Linked DNA regions of Homo sapiens: region 2 is linked to region 1. Evidence: chromatin loops called from intact Hi-C (ENCODE). Cell type or tissue: PC-9. All regions are shown on one strand. Links, peaks and the distances in the headings refer to the core of each region. The heading gives the core; the rest is flanking DNA. Region 1 holds the start of LOC102723911 (a long non-coding RNA gene). Region 2 has its middle 100 kb from the start of EFNB1.

Region 1 (12,402 bases), core at 2,721-10,720:
CCAGCCTACTGGCAATTTAGGGCAACACTGTGCAGGCAGAGGAAAGGATGGGGCAGGGGCCTGGCATGAGACTCCCATACTTGCTTAGGATGGGGGCTGGGGAGTAGGTCTGACTAGCGGTGAAGGGGGCTCCCTGGTGGACAAAGTTTGGTGCCAAAGGGCAGGGGCACAGTCAACAGTGGGCCTTGAGGTTCCAAGAGGAAGTAGTCACAGGATATTAATCAGATGGGGCAATGCTGCTGCAGGGAGTCAGCTACAGTTGGATTTAGCGTCTGGAAGAAGAGCAAGTGTCATGTAGAGAAGGGCCCCAGGGTGGAATGCGGAGAAATGAAAGGTTGGTACAAGTAATGTTGTGCTGGTAAATATTTAACAGCTTGCTCACGGGGAGGGGAAAAAAATCTCTGATTTGTAGTGTTGCCAATTGCCATGGTATAAATACTCCCACAGTGGCTGAATTCAAGCTATGAATATGACATCACTGGATACAGCTTTGTAAAGAGATATGCACATGCAGTTCTCATGAGCCAATGTGAGCCTTGGCCTGGGCTGGGGGTCAGAATCAGAAATTTATTTATTGGAGGGGGACTGGCCAGTAGATGGAGGATGAGTGGTGACTGAGGTTGCTTGTGTCATACGGCCTCTGCCTGCACTGGCTTGGAGATCTGTAGGCTGATTTGACACCTGCAGAGGAAGGAGAATACGAGTGGTTTTGTGTGTGTGTGTGTGTGTGTGTGTGTGTGTGTGTGTGTGTTTGTGTAAGTGACTGGGGGTCATGGAGAAATACTGATAATTTTGATCCTTAAAATGATAGCCAGTCGGGTTCAGTGGCTCACACCTGTATTCCCAGAGCTTTGGGAGGCCAAGGCAGGTGAACCATTTAAGCCCAGGAGTTCAAGACCAGCCTAAGCAACATAGCAAGACACTGTCTCTACAAAAAAATAAAAAAATTAGCCAGATGTGGTGGCATATGCCTGTGGTCCCAGCTATGTGGGAAGATAGCTTGAGCTAAGAAGGTGGAGGCTGCAGTGAGCTGTGTTTGCACCACTTCACTCTAGCCTGGGCAACACAGTGAAACGCCATCTCATTAAAAAAAAAAAAAAAAAAGATAACCCCACTTCTATGTAGTGCTTTTCTGTGCCAGGCCCTGTGTAAGCATTTTGCATGTATTCATTTACTTGACCTCAAAACCACCCTGTGAGGTAGGTTGCTATTATTATCTCAGTTTTACAGATGGGGAAAATGAGGCACAGACAGATTAAGTAACTATCACATGTCACATAGCAGTCTGGCTCCAGTCTGCTTTCAGTCGCTATGTTGCACTGCCTCTTGTCTTACTTCCCTAATGGAATCTTCTTGAAGTAGACCTCTTGCCTGGGCCCGTAGTACCCAACAGGGCTCTCTGGCCTGGCCTGCTGCTCCTAAAATGCTTCCTTCCACCCATTTCTCTAGAACGTTCCTGCCAGCTGGGGCAGCTGCATGTGACCTCTCTGGGCCTGACGCCACCCACACCCCAGCAGACTCAGCTCTCAGCTTTATTCTTTGTGACAGTGAGACCTGGGACGATGATATGTGTGTGTCGAGGTGAGGGGTGGCTAAGCATGGGTGGCCTTTTGGAAGAGGGAGGCAACTCTGTCTGGGAGGAGGAACAGGAAAAGGAAAGAAAATGAGCATGAAACCAGTGGAGGAGGGGTGGAAGCTCCAGTCTTGCGCTTGGCCCACGCTGCTCTCAGCATTGCTGTGACCTGTACACACACTCAGGGCAACGTGAGGTGGGACTCGCTGAAATGTAAACAGGATGAGAAGATATGGGCTTCTGCAGGAGGCTTGTGGAATTGACTCATCATTTATAGCATGTGTGTATGTGTGTGTACATGCACAGGCCTGCTTACACACCCATATTCAAAAGAGAGACTGTAGCTGAGTGTGATCAGCCAGGTACATTTGTGGGATGCTGTGACTGTGTATGTCAGAAACATTGACGTCCTTGACTCCTGGAATTTCCCTGGACCTCTGGAAAAACCCAGGGGAGGTTTGGCAAGAGCTCCAGAGAATGTCTGAGAGGGTGCCGAGAGGGCCAGACTGGCTCTAGGAGGGGCTTTCCTCTGTGCTGAGATTACCAGCCCTCCTCCTACCCCTATGAGACAGCAGTCCTCAGCCTCCAGCACATGCCTGGAGAGTGGTGAGGCATTTCCTCTGAGCCTTACTCCGCAAAGGGAAGAGACAAGACGTCTGAGGAAAAGCTTGTGAGGAAACACCTGGGGTGAGCACCTGGACTGGCCTGGACTTGGCTGTCCCCGTTGTTGCCTAGAGCCTCAGGAACAATCCCAACGTCCCAGCTCTCTCCCAACCATGTGGTGTAGAGGAAGGAGAAAGGCCTTTGCAGTCCATCGGGATCTGGATTTTAACCCTTCCTCCATCACGTACCTGTCTTGGGACCTTGAGCCACCTCCCTCACAAGACTGAGCCTCTGTCTCCTCATCTATAAAGAGGCGTTATCTGTGTCCATAGAGAGCTTTCTAGGCATGAGGACAAGAGATGTTGGGTTAATCTGAAACAGTGGGTATGAATAAGGAGGACTAGTACTCAGGCACTGGGTTTGGGGCCTGTCAATCATCTGTTGATGTGTAAATAAAGAAGAGTCCAGCAAAGGGTCAAGTGCAGGATGGAAGACCCTTTCCCATCCTTCTTGCCCTAAGAGAGAGGAAGAGCTTCTGGAAACCCAGATTCTTGGCCTGGGAAGAGGTTGCTTTCAGTATCTGCCCACAGAAGGGGAAAGAGGAAGTGAGTATAACTGAAAGCTCTTTGAGAACAGGGACTGGCCCTCCTGTTCATTTCTGTGGCCCCCCTTCCCCCAGTTACCTAGCACTGGGCTTGGCAGAACATAGGCGCTCTGGCCACATTTATGAACTAAATATACAATCTCATTTGCAACCTCACAGCAACCCAATGGGATAGTTACTATCATCCTCCATTTTACAGTCATAAAGTGAGGGCCAGGAAGGCGAATGCATCTGCTCAGGGTCAAACTAGCTGTAGTAGCACAGCAGGGATGCAGTCTGTGTAACACAAGTCCATTCTTGTTCCATTGCACCACTCTGCTGTCTTCACCCCTAACTCTCTGTGATGCTGCCCTGATCAACACTCTGGCTGGTGGGGAAGGCCACTGGGTCAAATGGAGAGCCCCACAGGCAGAGATTGGTGAGGGGTGTGGGTGACAAAATTTCAGGCCACTCCTGACTTGAGCTGGATCCTAGCTGTTCTATTGCCACAAGTGTCCTAGGATCTCAGAGTGTGCTAGTAGTGGGCAAGACCACCTCTGATGAACACATACAATGAGGGACTATGGGGCAATGAGATGTTGGGAAAGGGAAAGGAAAAGGTGTGGGAAAGGACAACTGCTGAAAATAGCAGAGACAGGCACCCTGGCCTTCCTGGTTATCTATTGTATCTAAAGATACAATAAAGTACTTTGAGGTTCTTCCTGGAGTCTATCATAAGTCCTTCCTGCTGCTATCTAAACCCATTCTTTCTAGCTTTATTGCATCTGGGCTTCTATACAAACAACTTTTTACTGTACTTTAAATAACATCCTTTCAGGGGCTCTGGCCGGCAAAGAAAACTCCTCTACTCAAGCCAAGAGTGAGGAGAACTTGCACCAACTCTACCCAAGGAAATCAATTGCCGAACTCATTGCCTAAAGGGGCCTGAGTAAAAAGAGCCCTGGACTCAGCTTCTGGCTCTCCCAGTGACTGTCTGTAACTTTGGACATGTTATTTGGGCATTCTGTGCCCCAGTTCCCACATGTAGAGTAGGTATTATCCATTGACCTCCTATCTTAGGAGCATGGCAAACAGTCACTGCTCAATAATCAGAGTTGTGGTCTGGTGATAACATGAATCTGCATCTTCATGGAATTCCGCTCACTGATTCCTGCGCCTTTGACTTGCCTTGGCTGAGAGTTTACACATCAAGTCTAGCCCTCAGCTCCAGCCCTCGGCTTGTACCTGCACAGTTCTGGGAGGCCTGCGTAGTGCCCTGCGCTACCCCAGGAGCCGCCTATGCCTGAGCAGTATCTCCTCCCAGCCTTCCGGCTCCACGATTCTTTCCCAGTGGCCACCCTGACTTCTACAGCTCCGCAGCTGCTCTCTGTACAATATGACTGCCCCATCTTCTGTTTCTCTGAAAGCTCCTAGGATTGCTTTTTAGCCAGGGACCCCTGAGTCACATACCCAGGCCTCCAGTGTTCAGAAGCCATGTCAATGCATCCAGCTCTGAATTTACATTTGCATTTCCAAAGCCCAATTTACATTACAATTATTCCTGTCTTGCCATGCAGGGGGACTCCACACATATTTTGGGGGAGGCCTTCTGGCCAACTCTAAGGATTGACAATCACATCTTCTTGGGCCTCATTCCCCTAGCACTAGGGCTTTTTTTCTTGGTTTCTTAGAGTGACCACACAACCATATCTTTCATTCTTACTCCTTTTCCAGGTAGGAAGTATATCTGGGCCACTCTAACCAACAGGGCTGAACCCACTTAACAGTCCTTGTCATGGTATTCTGTCCCATTCCTGACTCCAACCAGTTGGAATACAAAGGATATACATTTTGTGCATCAATTTAGCAAAAATTTAAAATAGTGGCCAAGGTTGCGGTGAGATGGGCAATCTCATGTACTGCTGGTGGAAGTGTAAATTGGTATAGCCTTTTTGGCAGGCAATTTGGAAATATCAAGACCCTTAAAAACAGGTATACATTGTGACTCGATAATTACCCTTACAGGAACTGACACTAAAGAAATATCTGCAAATTTGGATTAAAATATATGTAAAAGCAATTCATAAAAACAGTAATAAGCTAAATGTCCACCATAAGAAAATTAAATACATACAATTATCTACAATTTATAAGGATATTATGGAGGAAAAATTTGCTCATGCTATAACGTTAAGCTAAAATATGAAGAATACCAAATCATAGATACAGCATGATCCTGATTTTTTGTTTTTACTAACAGTAAACGTTCATATAAAAAGACTAGAAGGAAATTAACCAATTGTTAACAGTGTCTGACTCTAGGTGGTGGGATTATAGTGGATTATAATAATAAAAGCTAACACTTGTATAGCGCTTTTCTCAGCACTTTACATATATTTATATACACTTACTCCTTATATCTATCCTACAGGAGAAATACCATATTATCCCCATTTTGCAGATGAGGAGACAGAAGTGGAGAGAGGTGAAGTGACTTGCTCAACATCACACAGTTGGTAATTTTCTTCTTTGTAATTGTCATTCTCCAGATTCTCCACTATGAGTATGTTTGACTTTTATAATCAGAACAAAAATGCACAGGGATAAGCTTTGTTAAGAAAAATTGAAGGGTACTGTGGCTTACAGGGCCTCCTTGGCCCAGCTGGAGACAGCTCTACTGAGCAGCCAGTTTTTATGTGGCACTGCAGGTCTTGGGGTCTTTGTGATCTTCTCTTGGCCTATCCTGTCTGGCCACAGCCCACCGCTCAGGGCCTGCCCCTCTCCTGCTTGATATGCCTCATGGCTAATGCCCCACCTCCCCACCTACTGGCCTTTGTCCCTTGCAGGGAAAGCCTACTTTGCTAGCTGGACGCTCACCTCTACTGTCCATCCCTGGAATAGCAGAGGCTGGCAGTGGGCTGGCTTTGCCTACCAGCCCCATCTCAGGGACATCACCAAGGGGGATGTGGAGGGGGACATTTATCTTCAGGCCCCTGTCCCCGAAGATTCTACAGAGATTTGTTGTTTTCAACTGTAACAGAGAGGTGGCATTGTCTAGAAAGGGGCTGACCTCCTTACCTTGGCCCTGGGCCCTCTTTACTCTGCAGAGGCCACTGCCCCATCTTTTCCTGGCTTGACCACTGCTTACACAGGTCACAAGCACTTCTGTGTGGGTGCAAGCATCAGCCACCCAGCTTTCCTGGGATCACACCTGGCTGCAAGCTGGTTCAAGTAAAAATGGAAGCTCTCTGGAGGGGAGGAGTAACTGCAGCTCTGTGCCTTCTCGTGCCCTCTTCATGCCATGCCCTGGCCACTGTTCCAAATCCAGATTCCAGGAATGTTTAGCAAGGCCTGCGGGGTGGGATGTGGAGGCTGGTCCCCAGAATATGGGGAGCAAGAAGCGGGCAAGAGGGTGCTATGAGTTCTCTTGCAGGCTGGAGGAGGAGCAGCAGATCCCACTGTAGGCAGCTTTGCTTCTTGGCCCTCTGGAAGGCAAGAACAAAATGGAGTTTGGGAAAAATAATTGATAGGATGCCTGGGATCTTGTCCTGGCTTGTCCTCTAACTGTCTGTGTGACCCAAGCAAGGCCCTTCCCTTCTCTGGGCCCCAGAATCCTTCTCTGGAAAATGACAAGAACAGTGATCCATTTCACTAGGCTGTCATGAGAATCAAGAGACACCTACACAGGATGGGAATGCAGTTTGTATAGTAGAAAACAGGGTGGAATCGTGAGCTGGTTAGGAAGCTGAGAGATTCTGAGTCAGTACTTTTCCCTCTCCAAGGCTCCATTTCCTTATCTGTGTAAGTACACTGGGGAGTGCGTGCTCTTCAACAACTTTGTGAAAGCAACGAGCCCATTTCCTATAAAAGTACACAGCAAACAAAGTGTTGCACATGATTTCAGGAAGGCCTTTAATTTCATGGGTCTCTTTTTGGGCCACTTCCAGGCCAGAAACCCCTGTCCTAGGTGAAGGCTTTAACCCCTTGTCTAGCCAGCTTTCTGGGTGTTAGGCAGCCTCTGCTCACACACCTGTGGTGATAGAGAACTCACTCCTTGCCAGGTAACTGGTTCCACCCTTGCAGACCTCTGACTTTGCTTATGCTCAGCTGAAATCTGCCTCCCTGGAGGCTTCTCAGAGGCTTCCCTGCCTAAGGAAGCTGAAAAATGCCTGGGGCCAGGTGTGCTCTGGGCTCTGGGTTATCTGGGCAAGAGCATGACTCAAAGCCAAGTCAGCTACTTTGCTGCTGCTGCTCCCAGAGGTGGATGCTGGATTTTCTGCCTCATAAAGTTGTCCACCAAGTCACTCTGGAGGCAGCTTGTGGCCGGGCTCTGGCAGCCAGCTGGTCTGCTCAACTTCCCCCAAGGAAGGGGGCAGCTGGAGGTGGGGTCTTGACAACACCTCTTGCACTAGCCTGCAGCACTCTCAAAACCAGGGTTAAAAGACCTACCCCCACCCCCACCATCCCTCCAGCATGGGATGATGTCCTGGTGTGAGCTCAGGAGCTAGAGAGAGCAGGTTTCAACTCAGAGATCCTAATAGTAAATACCTCAACCAGGAGCAAGGAGTGTTAAATAAAGTAATGAATGTAATGAACATCAGTTCCCTTCCTCCTGCTGCCCCCTCCCTAGGCCTGTCCATTTCAGCGGGGCAGAGTTAGTGTGAAGCAACTAGATTGAGCATTTCTTGAGTATTTAGTATGGACCATGTTCTGGGCATGTTAGATCTTGAGAAGAAACCCATCAATATGTTCAACTTAATTGCCCAAGTTCACACAGCTGGTAAAGAATGATGAGGAATTTGAACCCAGGTCTGGCTTCCCTAAACACACATTCATAACATGGCATCATCCTGCCTCCAGGCAAGGGGTGAAGATGATACCCTCCCACATAAAGCGGCTTCTTTTTTAAGGTTCTTTCAGGACCACCATTCAGATTGTTCTAGGGGAAAAAGAAGCAAAAAGGTTAATGGATTCCCTTAGCCCCCAAATCCTCACCAAATTGTGCATGGAGTAACTTCTCCCTCTCTGCCGACGCCAGCCTTCCCACGTGTGTGAGACCATTGCTGTGGAAAGAAGCCGGGCCTGACTTCAGGGATCTGGTGTGAAATGACTGGACCCATGCGTTCTGAGTAAACAAGAGAGCCCCTTCTGGCTTCTCCGGGAGGAACCAAATGGCTTCAGCATTCAGGTAGGCAAGAGAGGCCCGTGAAAGGAAGTTTGTTCAGCTCGGATCAAGAGAAACAGATACTTCTTGGGTGGCAGGGTGAGGCATTTGGTGGTCTGAGCTGAGGGTAGGAACAGGGTGGAGTACCAGAGAAGCCTGGGGAAGAGGGCGACACAGAGCTGGAGTAGGGCTTGCCCAAGGCCTCTGGGGCCCTGGGCTGAGAGGGAGATGGGGCTCCTGTGCCTGTCCAGTTTACCCTCTAAGGCACCCTCAGTTAGCCTCTGCTTCCCTCAGGGCCCGCTCCCCGCCTGGCCAGAGCCTAACTCCACCTCAGAAAAGGCATTCCTGGGCTTTCCCAAGGCAGACCTGGCAGGCCATTGCCATGGCAGCCAGGGATTGCTGGGAGGAGGAGCAGGAGAGGAGCGACCCGGGAACTGTTCCTGCAGGAAGGCATTTCCTGGGTCCTTCGGTGCCTAACCTGAGGGGATGTTGCTCTCTGTGGCTTATGGCTGGCAATTGAGGTTATGGCCTTCCTCAGCCCACCCAAGGCCAGTCTCCAGTCTGAATGTGGTGTGTGTGTGCGTGCATGTGTGTGTGTGTGTGTGTATGTGTGTGTATCTGTTAGTCTGTATATGTGTGTGGGTATACCAAACCCCGGGGGGGGCCACATGTGTGTATGGATAAGTGTGTATGTGTACACTCATGGGGGTACACAGAGGCCCCACAAGAGCAGGGGCCCTATATGTATGTATGTCTTTGTGAATGTTTCTTGAAACAGTAGGGAGAGGAGGAGAAAAGACAAAAGCCTTAAATGACTCTGGCTTTTGGAGGAGCCAGCCCAGTGTGGCGGGTGTAGGGAGCGGGCCGGCCAGGGGCCTGATTGGAACCAGACTCAGCAAGGAGGGGCTGTAAATGTTTTTTGCTGCCTGTCCTGAGAAATTTATGTCACACCCACTCCATCATCCTGGCGGGGGCAGCTTCTCCCAGCTGCCTGTGGTTCTGGGCTTTCCAGCGTTACCAGCAACCACTATGGGGGTCCCTGAGCCTCCCTCAGTCCCGGGCTTGGGTGGACCCATCCCATAATGTCCTGAGGCTGACAGGGATGCTCCAAGCATGGGTGGATGAAGAGGAGGAGGAGAGAGCCTTCCCACAGAGCCTGAACATGGGGTCGGGAACACATTGTGGAGGTGTAGGGAAGAAGAAGACAGGAGAGGGGGCTGTGCTGCATTCAGAATCTCTTCTCTGCCCTCTTCCCCTCTTAATGGGGGATAGAGACCTACAGTAGACAAAGAAGGACAAGATGGCCCCTGAAGTAGGTTTCAGAGACCATTTGGTATATGATGAAAACTGAAGCCCAGAGATGAAAAGGGACTTGCTCAAGGCCGTGCATCAAGGGAGCCAACGGCAGGGCCAAGACTGCAACCCAGCCTCTACCCATCCTGCTCTATGTGGCCTTTCTCTCCACCTCACAGCCAGAGACCTGTCTCAACCTAGGATTTGGCCCTGTCTTTTTCTGATCATGTTACTCCATCCTTAAAATCCTCCACTGGCTTCCCTTTGTTCTTAAGAAAAAGACAAGACTCCTGACCACAAATTACAGGGTCTGCCTTGATCTAGCCCCTGCGTACCTCTCCAACCACATCTTGTACTAAACTCCCAAGCTCCCTCCTGCCTCTGGGCCTTTGCACATGCTGTGCCCTCTTCCCGAGTTGATCTTCCTCCTCTTTTTCTGTTATTTGACTCCTACTTCGACTTTAGAACACAGCTCAAGTGTATCTTCCTCAAGGAAACGTCCACATATGTTCCTGGCTGGGACACATTTTTTCATTTTGTACTCTCATGGCACCATGGACCTCTCCTCCATGGCACTTCTCACTGTTGCGGTTTTTCTTTTGTTGTGTTACTTTGTGATGAATGGCTACCTTCCCTGCCAGACTCAGAGCTCCATGAGGACAGGAACCACAGCTGCTTTGGCTCGCCAATACTATCCTAGTGCTCAGGGCAGGCCAGGCAAATGACCACAATAATGACAAGGACATCAGGAGCTAATATTTGAGGCTTACCATGTGCCAGGCGCTCTTGCAGCTGCATTACTTAGAATAAAAAAATGTGATCACAAACTATTTGAGGTAGTTACTATCATTATCCCCAACATACAGATCAGGAAACTGGGACAGAGAAGTTAAAGAACTATACCGAGGTCACACAGTGAGTAGTGAAACTGGGATTTGAACCCAGGCAGTGTGGCTCCAGAGCCTGTGTTTTGACCTCTACCACCATAAGTGCTCAATAATAAATATTTGTTGATGACATGTTTTTGTCTGAGCCTCCTCAACTTCAATCCTTGAGGGAGTTCCAGCCACTGAGCACCTCCCTGGATCTTGGAGTGGTCCCACCCAGAACACCCTGCCACCTCCCCAGGTCACTTCTTCTGAGTCCCCTTTCCTGGCTTCCCCTGTACACACTGCTTGCCTCTGCTACTCCCTGGGATAACATGAGAAGTTTCTAGGGCTGGGCAATGTCCCTGGGTTTAGAGAGGTACTTTCCCACGTTGAACACTGGCTCTGGTCATTACATCTCAACCCAGAGTCCACTGACTTGCTCTCAGCTCTCCAAGCTCAACCCCTTCCCAGCTGTGTGCCAAGCTGATTCACCTCCCTGAGCCTCAGTCTCCCCTTCTGTGAAATAGAGCTAATCACAGTACTGCACAGTAGGGTTTTGAGGATTCAGTGAGTTTGCCTGTGGGTAGTTTGTATCTGCAAAGCACAAGACCCTTACTAGTTATCACTTGTGTCATTGTTATTAACAATAAGTAAGATGTAAACTGAAACTTTCTTCATCATTTCTAGCTCCAAAGCCCGATGGAGACCAAGAGTGATACACTGTACTCATGGTAGGTGTTCAATGTGCCCTCTTTTTGCCTGCTCACCCTCACTACACCCTAGACAAGCTTAGGACTGGTTAGGAATCCCCAGCCCTGCGTGAGGGAGGGGGCAGAACTCTATCACCCCACCGCTTCCCCTCTCTATCAGCCCCCCACCGGCCTTGCTGTCTCTCTGCCAGGCCAAAGGCAAGGGAACACACCGCCTTCACCAGCCCCACCTCCTAGGCCCCAAGAGCCCTGCCCCCTCCCTGCCATGGCATCTTGAACAGAGCTGAGTCTATGGCTCTTGGTGGGGGGTGGCTGTGGGATGGGGGTGCCGCCGAGAGAGGAGGGTTACAAAAGCTGTGCCTTGCTTTCCCAGTGGCCTCCCAGGGGCCAATGAATGCACAGAGCCGCAGCCTGGGGGCAGCCAGCGTGTTTTCATTTTGCTCTGTTTGTTTTCTGTTTAGATCAACTGCTCAGTTCTGGTTTGGGCCTCTGAGGGCTGATGGGGTTTGGCAGGTAAGAATTTCTGAGGCCACCCATCTCTGCCTTTTACAGGGCTATGGGCTCAGCTCCCACCAGCCCCTGCAGGAGCAGGAAGGCAGCCTGATCTACTGCCTTACTAACCTCTTTCTTTACTTTCCTCTCTCTTTCTTTTTTCTCTTTTTCTTCTCTTTTTTTCTCTCTCTTTCTTTCCTTCTTTCTTTCTTCTTTCTCTCTTTCTTTCTTTCCTTTCTTTCTCTACTCCCTACCCCAACTCTCTCTTGCTCCCTCTCCCCTCTGTCTCTCACATCTCTCTCTCTCTCTCTCTCTCGCTCGCTCACTCACTCGCTCGCTCTCGCTCTCAGTTTGTTCCTGTCTCTTACTGACTCCCTGTGCAGTAGCTTTTTCTGTTTTGCCATCTGTCTCCCTTTTTTTTTTTCTATTTCTCGATTTCTTTTTCTACAAAGAAGAAAAAGAAATCCAAGCCTGGGCTTTAAGAGGCCTGAGTTCTGGCTCAGCTTCTACCCTAGCTCTCTCTGAGTAACCTTCAATAAGTAGTTCTTTCCCATCTCTGAGCCTCAGTTTCCCCATCTGCACACTGAAGGCTCTAACTTACGTGACCGCTGAAATCTAAGCTAGAAGATCTTGTGATTATTTACTCCTTACAGGGGATAAAAGGGAGGGAATGGATCAGATTCTCTAGGGAGCAGGACCACACAGTGCAGCCTAGATGGCAGGAGAAAGGGAGGTCAGTGGAGTGTCTCCTTGGGCAGTGAGGGCTCATGGGAAAGGGCAGAGATGAAGGAGACCACCCTTGCTGGTACCAAAAACCCAGTCTAGAGAACCCAAGGAACCGACAGAGACCTGGGGTCTGGAAAGGTAGAGGCGCCCACCCAGCAGTGGCAGGGGACAGGGCTTAAAGAGCAGCACACTGGTCTTGATGTTTGGTGTTCCATCTGCATTCCATGCAGCCTGGGATCAAGCCAAAGGCCAGAGGCCCTCTATCTTCCAGCTTACCTCTCTTCTCTCTGTGGCATCTACCCGATACTCTCTGGTGACTTAAGGGTGGATGAGTAGGGGCTAGAGAGTGTCACCCATCCTTGCATGGCCTCCTCCTCTCGTCTCACCAG
Region 2 (12,402 bases), core at 1,972-9,971, 100 kb before region 1:
GAGGGAAGGTTTCACAAGTCAAAGCAGATAATATGACTGCCATGCTCAGCAACCCCAGTGGCTTCTCAGAGGTGGAGAATAAATGTTGAGACACTGCAAGAGCTCCCCTTGCTCCCCTCCTCTCCTGTGTTTTCTCTTCCCTGCCGTATGGAATGTGCCAGGCCTCATCTGCTCCTGAGCTTTGCCCAGGCTGCAGCTTCTGCCTGGAATACTTTTCTCTTCACTCTTCACATGGCCACCTCCTCCTCAGCCTTCAGACCTCAGATTATAGATTACTCTGATGTGTCCTTTTTTTCTTTTTTCTTTTCTTTTTATTTTTTTGTGGGAAACAGTTTGCTCTGTCACCCAGGCTAGAGTACAGTGGCATGATTATAGCTCACTGTAACCTTGAACTTCTGTGCTCAAGTGATCCTCCTGCCTTAGCCTCCCTAGTAGCTGGAACTACAGTTGTGTACCACCATGCCCAGCTAATTTTTATTTTATTTTTTTAAGAGCTAGGGTCTTGCTATGTTGCCTAGGCTAGCCTTGAACTCCCAGCCTCAAGGGATCCTTCCACCTCGGCCTCCCAAATCGCTGGGACTACAGGCATGAGCCACCACGCCCAGCCCCTGATGTGTCTTTTGGGACCCAGCTCCAGTACCACCTCTTCCTACAGGCCTTCCCAGACTTATCCTCTCCTCCAGTCTGGGTTAGGTGCCCCTTCTGTAGGCTCTGATCCTCCTCTACCACTCTCCTCTGCTGCCCTGTCAAGCTCCTATCACAGCATGGTTCATCATGGATTGTAAATACTTAAGCACCTGTTTGCCCCCCTCCCCCCACCCACCCTGACCCTGCCAACCCCTGCAACTAAACTAGGGGCCAGGAAACTACAGCCTGCAGGCCAAATCTGGCCCACTGCCTGTTTTTGTAAATAAAGTTTTATTGGAACATAGTCATGTCTATTCATTTACATGTTGTCTATGACTGCTATCATGCTACAATGGCAGAGTTGAGTAATTGTGGCAGAGACTGTAAAGCCCCAAATAATTATTATCTGGCCTTTAACAGAAAAGATTGCTGACCCTCTGCCCCACAAGGGCAGGGACAGTGTCTGTCAGTTCATTGCTGAACCCTCAGCACCCAACACAATGGCTGGTGGTTGATAGGTGGTCAAAAACAGTTGTCAAATAGTGGGTGAAATATACAAGGTCACAGAGTAAGTCCGATTAGACCCAGAATTCCTGGATCCCCAAGTATGCTCTGACCTTTGATTTCTCAGTTCTGTGTCCCTAGAGACAAGAGTGAGGTCAGATTGCTTGTGTGCTCCCAGCCTTCCCTAGAGCAGGGCCAGGCCCAGAGAGCAAGCTGACTGACTGCCCAGAGGACTAGGCCAGAGAGGAAGGCAGGACAGTGAAGCTGCTCTGAAGGGACTTTCAGTCACCTCAAGGCTGTCCCTAACACTAAGGCAGTGGTTCTCAATCAGAACTGATTTTGCACCCCAGGGGACATTTGACAATTCTTGGAGACATTTTTGCTTGTCACATATTGGGGACAGGAGAGAGGTAGCTGCTAGAGGCATCTGGTGGGTAGAGGCCAGGGTTGCTGCTAAAAATCCTACAGCCTCACACAGCCAAAATGATCTGGCCTAAAATGTCAATAGTGCTGAGGCTGGGAAATCCTGCTATAAAGTGAGGGCCCTCAGACCTGCATGCATATTAAAAACACTGGATGAGTTTTTGAAACTCACCAACATGGCCGGGCATGGTGGCTCACGCCTGTAATCCCTGCACTTTGGGAGGCCGAGGCAGGCGGACCATGAGGTCAGGAGATCAAGACCATCCTGGCTAACATGGTGAAACCCCGTCTCTACTAAAAATACAAAAAAATTAGCCGGGTGTGGTGATGGGTGCCTGTAGTCCCAGCTACTCGGGAGGCTGAGGCAGGAGAATGGCGTGAACCTGGGAGGCGGAGCTTGCAGTGAGCCGAGATTGAGCCACTGCACTCCAGCCTGGGCGACAGAGCGAGACTCCATCTCAAAAAGAAAAAAAGGAAAAAAAGAAAGAAAGAAACTCACCAACACTTGGGCTCTTGCCTAGACCAATTAGAACAGAACCTCTGGGACTGGGGCCTAGGCATCAGCATTTTATAATCTCCCCAGGTGATTCTAATGTGAAGCCAGGGTTGAGAACCTCCTCTCTGGGGGAAGTTTATAAGGACAGACCCTGCAGATATCCCCAAATCACCCAGGATGGTCTTTGCCTGAAATATTTGGCCCCACTGTCAGGCCCTGGGTCATTTCAGCAAATCTGGCTGCTATGCGTGTGGGGTATCTCTGAACACTGAGAGGGGAGAAGAGCCCTTCTCTCCCCTTCCTTTCCCTTGCCCATCTCTGAAGGAGGAGGGGTACTGTTGGAGGAGGAGGGAGGGGACTGGGGAACACAGCTGGGATTCCAATCACCTCCAACCACAAAAATCCATATCAAGCTATCTCTCCCGCTCCTCTCCTTTTCAAACTGGGCTATACAGAAGCACCCTGCTTCCTGGAAGCAGCCCAGAGGCCCCAAGCTGATGCAGAGAGAGGGGCTCAGCAGCATGGATGTTGAGGAGGAGCAGAGGGAGCCCCTGGCTTCCTGAGCTGGCCCTAGTTTGGGGAACATGTATGAATGTCCGGAGCTCTCTGTATCGCTTAAATCCAATCAACCCCTGAACTCAAGCAGGCTCCCAGGCCAGGAAAAGGAAGGTATTGGGCATGTGAGGGGAAGGTTGATTTCTTCACCATGGGACAAACTTTATCTGTCCCTCTAAAATAGCAACTCCTCAGAAGCAGACCCAGCCTGGCTCCCCTGTCCCCTCGCCAAGATGGAGCTGGGATTCCATTCCAGAGTGCGGGCCTGACCCTCCATGGAGAGCCCCACACCAGCCTCTGCTTCTCTCCTGGGCTAGGCAAGCCCCGATCACAGGTAAGGAAATTCCATTCGGCACTGCTCAGCTAGTGAGTGCTGGGAGGAGGGGAGGCCTGAGAAAGCAAGGTCAGATTTTGATGGGATTCTCTGAACACGAAGACTTCCTAAGCCCAGGGGCTGCTGGGAGTGAAGACTGGAGAGGCCACAGCTTGGCCAGAGTCTGATGGTAAAGCTGCAAGGAAGCAGGTAGGCTAGGCCAGATCTGGGCATCAAGGTGGATTCAAGCTGTTGCCAGAGGGACAGAGCAGAGGCAGAAGCGGAATGAAGCTGAGAGGCAGATTCACATGGCATAGTTATCCCTGGCAGGGTTGGGGGGTGGGCAGTACATTAAATTACAGGCAAGCTCCAGAGAGCACCTGACTTGGTGAAGGGAAAGGAAGGGGGTTGGGAAATAGCACGTGGGTAACATTAGAGTCAGACCCTGAAGCATGAGGGAGAAATCAAAGAAGAGAAAATCAGCAAGAGGATGAATGCCCAGAGCTGCATTGCATCTGGGACATGCTGCACCGGGCCTTGTGGATAGAGCACCCAGAGTGAGTAGACCAGACCTGGTGCTGAGGCCAGAGAGGGGAAGATCTGTGTGTTCACCTGGCTGAGAAATGAGACTTTATTCCAAAAGTCATGGGGGAGCTATGGCTGTACTTGAAGTGGGATAAGTGATAGGATGTGATTGGATCTGTATGTGTACATATACAACATTAGCTCCCTTCTTGATTGGAGGCTGGCTTGGGGCATGGGTGGGTCCATGACCTGAAGATGAGGGACCATCTGGAGGCTGTGCAATGGTCTGAGCCCACGAGATTGGTGAAAGAAGGCATAGTAAGTGGTGGAGAGTCACTGTGGAGCTAGACAATTTGAAAGGCAGGGTGAAGAAGACTGCAATTTGGAAACTCACGTCAGAGTTTCATTTGCTTAAAACATTCGAATGGCTCCTGACAGTCTTTGGATAAAGGTTAAACCCCTTCCAATGACCTACAAGGCCCGGGTGCTCTGGTGCCTAGGTATTTCTTCTGCCTCATCTCCAACCGGGCATGACCTCTACCTCCCAATTCTTAGCTTCAGCTCTCTCTCTTTACTGTGACTTCTTTCAGTTGCTCCACTGATCGCTGCAAGACACCTCACCCCCCACCGGCCCCTTACCTCTGGCCTTTGCATCTGCTCTTCTCTCTACCTGGGATACTCCAGCCCTCCCGCTCCCCGAACCCTGAGCCTAACTCAGTGACCCTACATGCTGGGGCTCAGTCAGCTTTCTGGGAGGTGTTCCATGATCCCCACCCCAAGCCAGAATCAGATACTTCTCTTATGGGCTCCCCCAGCCCCTTGTACTACTCTCATCTCAGCCCTTAGTAACCTGCCCAGCGATTTTCTGTTTATTCTTCTGACCAAACTGTAAGCTGAAGGAGGGCAGGGATCACAACTGACTTTCTCATTGCCAACCTCCACTTCCTCGCACAGTGCCTGGCACATGCTCAGTAAATGTGGAAGGCAGGCAGGAAGGCAGGAGGAAAGGAGGGAGGAAGGACGGAAGGGAGGGAGGGAGGAAACCAAGAATGATGCCCAGCTGAAGAATGGTGACATACCTCCTAGAGACAGAGGTTGGAATTTTTTTTCATGGGTCGTGGATGGGTGAGGGAGAGAGGAGTTTTAGTTTAGGCCCTGTTGAGCTAGAAGTATCTGAGGGTTACCCCTGTGGAGGACAGATCGAGTAGGCTGTCAACTCTGTGGGCCTGGAGCTCAGGAGAGCAGTTTAGACGGGAATGGTCTGCCGAGAGGTGAGAGCTAAAGCTGTGGGAATGAATTTGAAACTTGATGTTTTTGATTCCTAAGTAAACAGCCAGCCAAGAGCCAGTATATTTTGAAACACTGGTGGCCAAAGACGTGACAGGAAGAGGTAGAGGGAGGCGGCGGGAGGTGGCGCCCTCCCCCTGTGGGGTCGAGGGGGTTCCCTTCTCTGGAACTGTCCCAGCTGTCACACAGCTCTGCAGGGAGAGAGGGCCTTGGCTGGGACAGGAGTGGGGGCGAGGGGGTGCTGGCTTGGGAAGGAAGACTGGAGAGAATAAAGGTCCTACTGGCATCTCTGTGTTCCCCTCCCCCACCCAGGTGCCCTGAGGCTGCCTGGGTCCTTCCCCCTGCCTAGAGCCTGTGGACCCTGGTTTGCTGTTAGTTTCCCATCTCCATGGACTCAACCAACACCCCCTTCCTCACCACCTCTTCCCTGGCCTAAGGTGGCTCTGTAACTCAATGCTCCTGCTCCTTCCTTAGCTGGGCCCAGGAACCCTGCCAAACATTGTGCTTCCTGGCCTGGAGATGACTCAGGCTCCCCTCCCCAGTACCATTCCAGCCCCTAGCCTCTGAGCCATGTCATAGGCTGAGCAGGGACAGGAGCTGAGGGGCAGCTTGACTCCAGGAGCCAGGGTGCTGGGAAGCGGGCCCAGGCCCCTGCTCCTGATGCCAAGCAGGTAGCATTCCAGTAGAGAGTATAGGGAGAGACAGGGACTGTGGGTATTACAGACAAGGTGTCAGGGCTGGGGATTGCCCAGAGGTCTGACTGGCTAGTGTTCATTAGTACCCTAGGAATAAGTATGTCAATCAGTACTGATTCAGCTGCATGCTCCAGTCTTGTTTGCAGCAGGCCAGGCCTTCTCACGTCCAGTCTCAGAGTTTGTCACTGAAAACGGAGGGGCCACCCAAGGGTCCTAGGGGCTTCAGGCCCGCCATCAAATCCTGGCGTCTCCTCTTCCTTGCTGGGTGATCTGGGGCAACTAAGTCACTTTGTCTGTGCCAGCCTCAGCTTGCTCATCTGTACAATGAGGATGAGAATAATACCTTCCTCCTGGGGTTGCTGGGAGGATTAAATGAAGGAACATATGGGTAGCACTTTGTAAACAGTCAAGGGCTGTAATAGGAGGGGTGTTATATTTATCTACATGCTAGGATGGAGAAGAAGAAACAGGTGGCTCTCTGCTTCTCTGTCATCCTGGGGCACATTCCCCCATTCTTTCCAGCTGATACTATGGGATTCCTTGAGGCCTTGGCCCATGGAAGGTCAGGGCTCAGAACTTTGGTTTCATCTTTTGCTAGAGGACCTTCAGCAAGAGGCTTGCCTTTTCTGAGCCTCAGTAAGCTGTACACAGAGGGGCAAAGAAAGGGAGAATTTCTCCTCCCTCCCCTTCCCCCACAACTTCTCTCCCTCCCTGTGGCTGGTGTGGTGATCAAAGGAGAGGTTCACACAGAGGTGAGGCCCAAAGGCCCAGAGCCCTTCCCCAGATGTGGTGTGTGTGTGGTGGGGGATACAGAAGAAATGTGGACATGTGGAGGGCAGGGCCAGGGCTGGTCTGTGTGTGTGTGTGTGTGATCAAAGGAGCAGGGTGGGGTGGGGCAGGGGGTGGGGGGTGAGTTCTTTGCATTGCTGAGGGTTTAGTCCTTTCTCTTGGTTGCCTAGATGCCTTGGTATTCACCCCCTCCTCAGTGATCACCACGGGGCTGTGCCTGCAGCCCCCATTCAGGCCTAGTATGAATGAAGAGCAGGCTGGTTGGTGGCTCACCTGCCTTGCCAGCTGCCCAGGCCCCAGCCTAGCTGAGTGCCACCTTACCTTGCTGTTGCATGTGCACCCATGAGCCGCTGGCTCCCTGGACTGACTGTTGGAGGACTATACTGCCGACAGTGAGCCCATGCCCAACTATCTGAGAAGGTGTCCCACTGCCCCACTGCCTGGCTGCTGGCTTTCACTAGCCTCTTGCATGTGTGCCATTGGGAGGGTCGAGCCTCCTGGCTCAGTGTAGCAACCCCTGTGTGGCAGTGTGGGTGTGTGTAAGCCCGTGTTCTGCCCTGGGGTGGATAAGGCAGAGCTCAGCTCTGCAGCCTGGGGCCTCCTCCAAGGGAAGATGGAAGCAGAAATAGCAGCTTTGTTCTGGAGGAGAGGAAGAAAGATGCAGGCCCTCCTGGGCCCACTCCAGTGTCCCAGGGGCTCTGGCTGCCAGCTCAACCAGGAAATGTGCCTTCTAAACAATGCCCAGGCCAGCCTGTCTTGAGCCCTACTTCCCATCCTTGGTCAGAGTCCTGGGGGAGACGCCTCTGACCATTGTTCCGAGGGACAGCTCATCAGGGTCAGGCCTAGGCCAAGCTGGGTCCACAGACCCCACACCCTGGGAGGAGGCACATGATGTCCCAGAGAAGTGGTTCCTCCAGCCTTTGTTCTTGGCTGGGCAGGAAGCCACACGTGACACCATGGTTTGGGGTGGGGAGTAGGGGAGAGGCGAGCTTTGGGGTAAACAGTTTTCCTTTTTATTTCCCTTGGGAAGGGTTTATGATGGGGGTAAACTGAGGTAGAGAACAGACACTTGGCCCAGGATCATGACAGAGTTAGAACGGTACCACAAACTGGAAGGGACCGCAAAGTGGACTTAGTTAGGCTCCATGGGGGCAGGGACTTTGTCCTGCTGTATCCTTAGTGCCTGGAACAATGCCTGGTACATAGGAAGTGCTCAATGCATCTTTGTTGGAAGTAGGAACCCCTCTGCTTTCCCATCTGGTGCTCCACTCACGTGATTGAAGGTTGCCAATGCTTATAGTGCTCTGGAGTCGCAGACAAACCTGGCTTCCAATTCTGTCCACATCACTTTTTAGCTGGGTGACCCCAGGACTCAGTTTTCTTATCTGTGTGATGGAAACAGTTATTCCCACCTCTGAGTTGTTGGGAGAATTTTTTGGAGACAGCTTTGGTAGCTTTCCAGGCACATGGTAGGTACTCCTTCGTTGTAAGTTCTCTTCCCGTTTCTTCTCACCAAGTCTTCTCTTTTCCAGGCTAGACAGCCTGGCTCGGCAGTCACAGACATTCCTTATTCTCTCAATGAATCCTCACAAAAGGCCCTGTCAGGTGTGGTACAGTTAATATCCCCATCTTACAGATATGGAAACTGAGGCCTGATGAGAGAGATTCTGGCCATGCAGTAAGTGGTGTAGTCAGGATTTGAACAGCGTTCTGTCTGGCTACTCGTCTTTTTCTCTAACATAACACTTGATCTACCCATTGATAAATCGCTTACGCCTCATACTCTAGCCATGTGACCTCAGGCACCTCACTACATCTCTATGATCCTCCCTTTCTTCAGCTGTCCAATGGGTTAATCATCCCAAGTCCCCCAGCCTTGATGACAATCCAGGGGGCTGGGGTATATCTGCCATTGTTTGCCTTTCCCTTGCTTCTCTCTGAGTGATTGGCAGACAGCAGGCCTCTGAATGCCATCCTCCCCAGCATTCTTGGCAAGGCGGCTGAAACTCCAGCACTTTTGCTCTCTTTCCAGGAAGCATATCTGAATGCAAGTGAGTGAGCAGGACATTATTAGAGGGATAACATTGGGTCAACTCTCGTTTATTAAAACAGCAGTAAATCATTTCTTACAACTATTATTAGCAACAAATGACTTTTGACACACTGTGCAATTGATTGTGACACACCAGTAGGTCATGACTCCTCAGGGAGAACTGTTGGTATTTCTGATAGTTCTTTTGGGAATGTGTAAAGTCCTATGGAAACGCAAGCAACGATTAGTATTGTTATAATAATTATCATTGTTCTTAGTCTGGAAGGCATGTAGTGTAAAGGTTAAGATCATGGATTCAGGAACCAAACTGCTTAGTTTCAAATACTGGCTCTGTCATTTCCTAGCTATATGACATTGGGCAAGTTACTTAACTGCTCTGTGCCTCAGTTTCCTCACCTATCAAACAGGGATAATAATAATAGCATCGACTTCCCAGGGTTGTTTGAGGATCAAATGAGATCATGAAAATAAAGTGCTTTCAGAGTCTAGTTCAAGAGTCAGCAAAGTACAACCAGAAGGCCAAGTCTGGCTTACTGCCTACTTTTGTAAATAAAATTTTATTGGAACACAGTCATGTTAATATGTTTACCTATTTTCTTTCTTTCTTCCTTCCTTCCTTTCTTTCTTTCTTTCTCTTTCTTCCTTCCTTCCTTCCTTCCTTCCTTCCTTCCTTCCTTCCTTCCTTCCTTCCTTTCTTTCTTTCTTTCTTTCTTTCTTTCTTTCTTTCTTTCTTTCTTTCTTTCTTTCTTTCTTTCTTTTTTCTTTTCTTTCTTTTTATTTTTTTTGAGAGAGTCTTGCTCTGCTGCCCAGGCTGGAGTGCAGTGGCACAATCTCAGCTCACTGCTACCTCTGCCTCCCCAGTTCAACCAATTTTCATGCCTCAGCCTCCTGAGTAGCTGGGACTACAGGCATGCACCACCACGTTTATGTAATTTTTGTATTTTTAGTAGAGATGGGGTTTCACCATATTGACCAGGCTGGTCTCGAACTCCTGACCTCAGGTGATTCACTTGTCTCGGCCTCCCAAAGTGCTGAGATTACAGGTATAAGCCACCATGCCCAGCTGTTTACCTATTTTCCATGGCTAATTTTGTGCTACAACAGCAGAGTTGAGCAGTTGCAGCAGAGACTGTTGGCTTGTGAAGTCTAAAATATTTCTTTTCAACCAGGCATAGTGGCTCACACCTGAAATTCCAGCACTTTGGGAGGTGAAGGAAGGAGGACCGCTTGAGGCCAGGAGTTCAAGGCCAGCCTGGGCAACATGGTGAGACCTCATCTCTATTAAAAATTAAAATATTAGCTGGGCATGGTGGTGTGCACCTGTAGTCCTAGCTACTCGGGAGGCTAAGGCAGGAGGGTTGCTTGAGCCCAGGAGGTCTAGGCTGCAATGAGCTATGATCACATCACTGTGCTCCAGCCTTGGTGACAGAGTCTTGCTCTGTCCCTAAAACATAATAAAATAAAGTAAAATAAAATATTTATTCTCTGGTGCCTTGCAGAAGAAAAAAAAATCTGCCAATCCTTGTGCTAGTACATAGAGGAATTGCTCAATAAATGTTGGTTGTTATTATTTCATTTTATTCTTCAAAAACCCATTCATTGTAGACATGAGGATGCAAGTTCAGAGAGGGGAAATGATTTGTTCAAGGCCACTCAGCTAGGATGATACAGGACTGAGAGTGGAACCTAGGCCCCTTGACTCCCAGTTCAGGGAACTTTCCAATATATGATACTGACCAAGGATCCTCCATGCCTGAAGTCCTTGGGCTCAAAGTTCTTCCGTTAGAATGCAAAAGGAGTTGGCTTAGCTCCCAAGCCACGAGATGCCAGCTGCCAAGCCCAGCAACACCTCCTTCCTCCTTGTGCCAGGGGCCCCACCAAGCCAGTAGGCACAGAGCAGCTTCTTTGCCCCACAGAGGTCTTTCAGGACCCTTCTCTGCCTTCCTATCCTTGGGCCCATTGCCTTGCTAGGCCGGGCTGGGGTAGCAGCCTTGTTGGGTGATTAATGTTTTTGTCCCACACTCAGGATTCTGTTATCTGCTTGCTGGCCTTGCCCTTGTTCTTGTAATTGGCTGGCTTGAGGTCATTTACATTTCCTTTGGTGTGCTCTCCTGTCTGATAGCAACTATGACATGATTATGCTGCTCTCCCTTATTCTTAATCCTCTCAAACTGCCTAGTTATCTTTAATTTCCTGTTCATTTCCCTTATTGGGGAGTTAAGTAGAACTAAGTCAGGCCAAAAGTGACGGGGTAGCGTGGGAAAGCTCATGGATGCTCACCCTGGGTCCCTGGAGCCCAAAGAGGTAGCTTGGGCTCCAGAGCCTGTGGAGGCTGGCAGGATACACCACTTCTCGGCCTGGACCCACTCTGTTAACAAATATAAGTCATTGGCAGTGGGCCGGGATGGGAGATCTCTGACATCCCTTCCTCCCAGCTTGGACAGTCTAAGATTCCTGAGACCTAGTTTCAGTGGGCTCAATAACCCCCAGCCTTTCCACCTCCCCTAGCTACCCGTATTGAATACGGGTACTGTACCATCAAATACCTGTCCCAGCTGTCTCTAGGTCTCATGGACCCAAGAGTACCAGGCCTGGGAATAATCTAGCTAGAGTGTTTGTGTGTGTGTGTGTGTGTGTGTATGTGTGTGTGGGGTGTGTGCATGCATATATGTGCAGGCTCACACATGTTCCCATGACCACAGACTCTCTTTGGCATAGGGTCTGGCATATGGTAGAGACTCTAGGTGTGGCACTTCCTTCCTCTCTTGAGTGATCATAGTGTCTAACACTGGGCAGAGCTAGTCGGGTTGGCACATTCAATTAATGGTTATCAAATGACTGGATTGAGTAGGTGCATTCTTCCTGCGGGTGTGTTCTGTGTTTGTGAGTGTGTGTAGCATGTGAAATGGGCACAGTCTGGGTAATGATGACAGAGGAGTATGTGCTCTGTGTGTGTATGGTGTGTGCCACATGTGGGCATGAGTGTGTGTGCTGTGCTGCTGTGTCTGTCTCCATGGGAGTAGGTACAGGCAGGAAAATGCAGTAGTACTTTTAGAAATCAGGGCACAAGCTCAGAAGTCAGACTGGCCTGGGTTTGAGTCCCAGCTCTACACTTTCTCATGGTATTACTTTGGTCCCTGAATTTATCTAAATCCCAGTTTCTTCACCTGTAAAAAGGGTGGAGGGTGTTAAAAATGGTGAACTCACAGGGATGTAGGGAGCATTAAATGTGCTAGTGTAGGCAAAACTCTTAGCACATGAATTGGCACATAGTGAGTTCACAATAGATGGTGACTGTTGATGGTGATGATAATAAATGAAATGCAGAGAGCTTGGCTGTCAGGGGCATATGTTCCCTGTGGGGATTGTGAGTGTGTGCGTGTGTGTGTGTGTGTGCATGCCAGTGTGGGACACAGTGTGTAAATGAAGACCTAATGGGAGAGGTTGCAAATGTTGGGCAGCCCCTGGGGATGCCTGCCTGAAAGCAAAGCCCAGAAAGCAGGGGCAAAGGCCATGCGCAAGCACAGAGGAAGCTGAGAGAAGCCCAGACTTGGGTGGAAGGATCTGATGACTTAATGAGCCTCTTCCCCTCTCAGCAGCAGGATTAATGGGATGAAGTGGGCAAAGGACGATTTAGCTGGAGATTCAGGAAACAGCTCCTGACAGGGCAGCCTATTAACTTAAGAAACGGTCTCTCCCAGGACCCTCCATGGCTCTCACCCAAGGCATTTCAAACCCTTGCCTGCCCCAGAGAAGGGAGGAGAGAGCTGGGGATGTGAAGAAGAGAGAGTAGGGAGCCAATGCTGGGAGGCAGGCTGAAAGGCAGACTGGGAAGGATGAAAAGTTTGTAGGGGGTGCTGGAAGATGAGGTTTGAAAAGAAAGGAAGTCTGAGAAGGAGGAAGAGGAGAATGGTGGCTCTGGAGGAGACAAAAGGGAAGAGGAAGGTAGCAGTACTGGGAGAGCCACCTCCTCCTTCTCCCTGTGCCTGGTGGAATCTCCTTTAGGCCAGGCATTGCAGGCTGTCAGTGAGTCATGAGGGCCTGTTCTAGGGCTGTTCCAAGCTCCAGTGACTGGGCTTGCAGCTGAGTACATGGAAGATGACCACAACTTCAGGGTGATTCAGAGGCATCTGGA

What was found. Peaks named below come from ENCODE experiments on the same cell type or tissue, not always from the same donor. Only the 100,000 strongest peaks of a DNase experiment are listed, where the experiment ranks them.
Region 2: a loop joins it to region 1, with 9 times the contacts of the local background. A loop is called at or near these places in 5 of 110 quality-filtered maps.

The regions. Positions count from the first base shown.
Region 1 is chrX:69,025,809-69,038,210 of GRCh38, forward strand. It overlaps LOC102723911 (a long non-coding RNA gene), which reads left to right and starts at 5,196. Exons shown (of 5, transcript XR_938425.3): 1 at 5,196-5,275; 2 at 7,798-7,947; 3 at 10,773-10,816; 4 at 11,257-11,308. It overlaps LOC105373242 (a long non-coding RNA gene), which reads right to left. Exons shown (of 6, transcript XR_001755876.1): 6 at 5,312-6,244. RefSeq lists enhancers at 2,532-2,721, 7,727-8,535, 10,620-11,121. In PC-9, for the core only: no CTCF peak of the experiment used is centred there; DNase peaks (open chromatin) are centred at 6,523 and 6,943; H3K27ac peaks cover 1,852 bases.
Region 2 is chrX:68,924,489-68,936,890 of GRCh38, forward strand. No RefSeq gene overlaps it. Among named protein-coding and RNA genes, the nearest start is that of EFNB1, 100 kb to the left of the region's middle. RefSeq lists a silencer at 5,131-5,334. In PC-9, for the core only: no CTCF peak of the experiment used is centred there; a DNase peak (open chromatin) is centred at 5,253.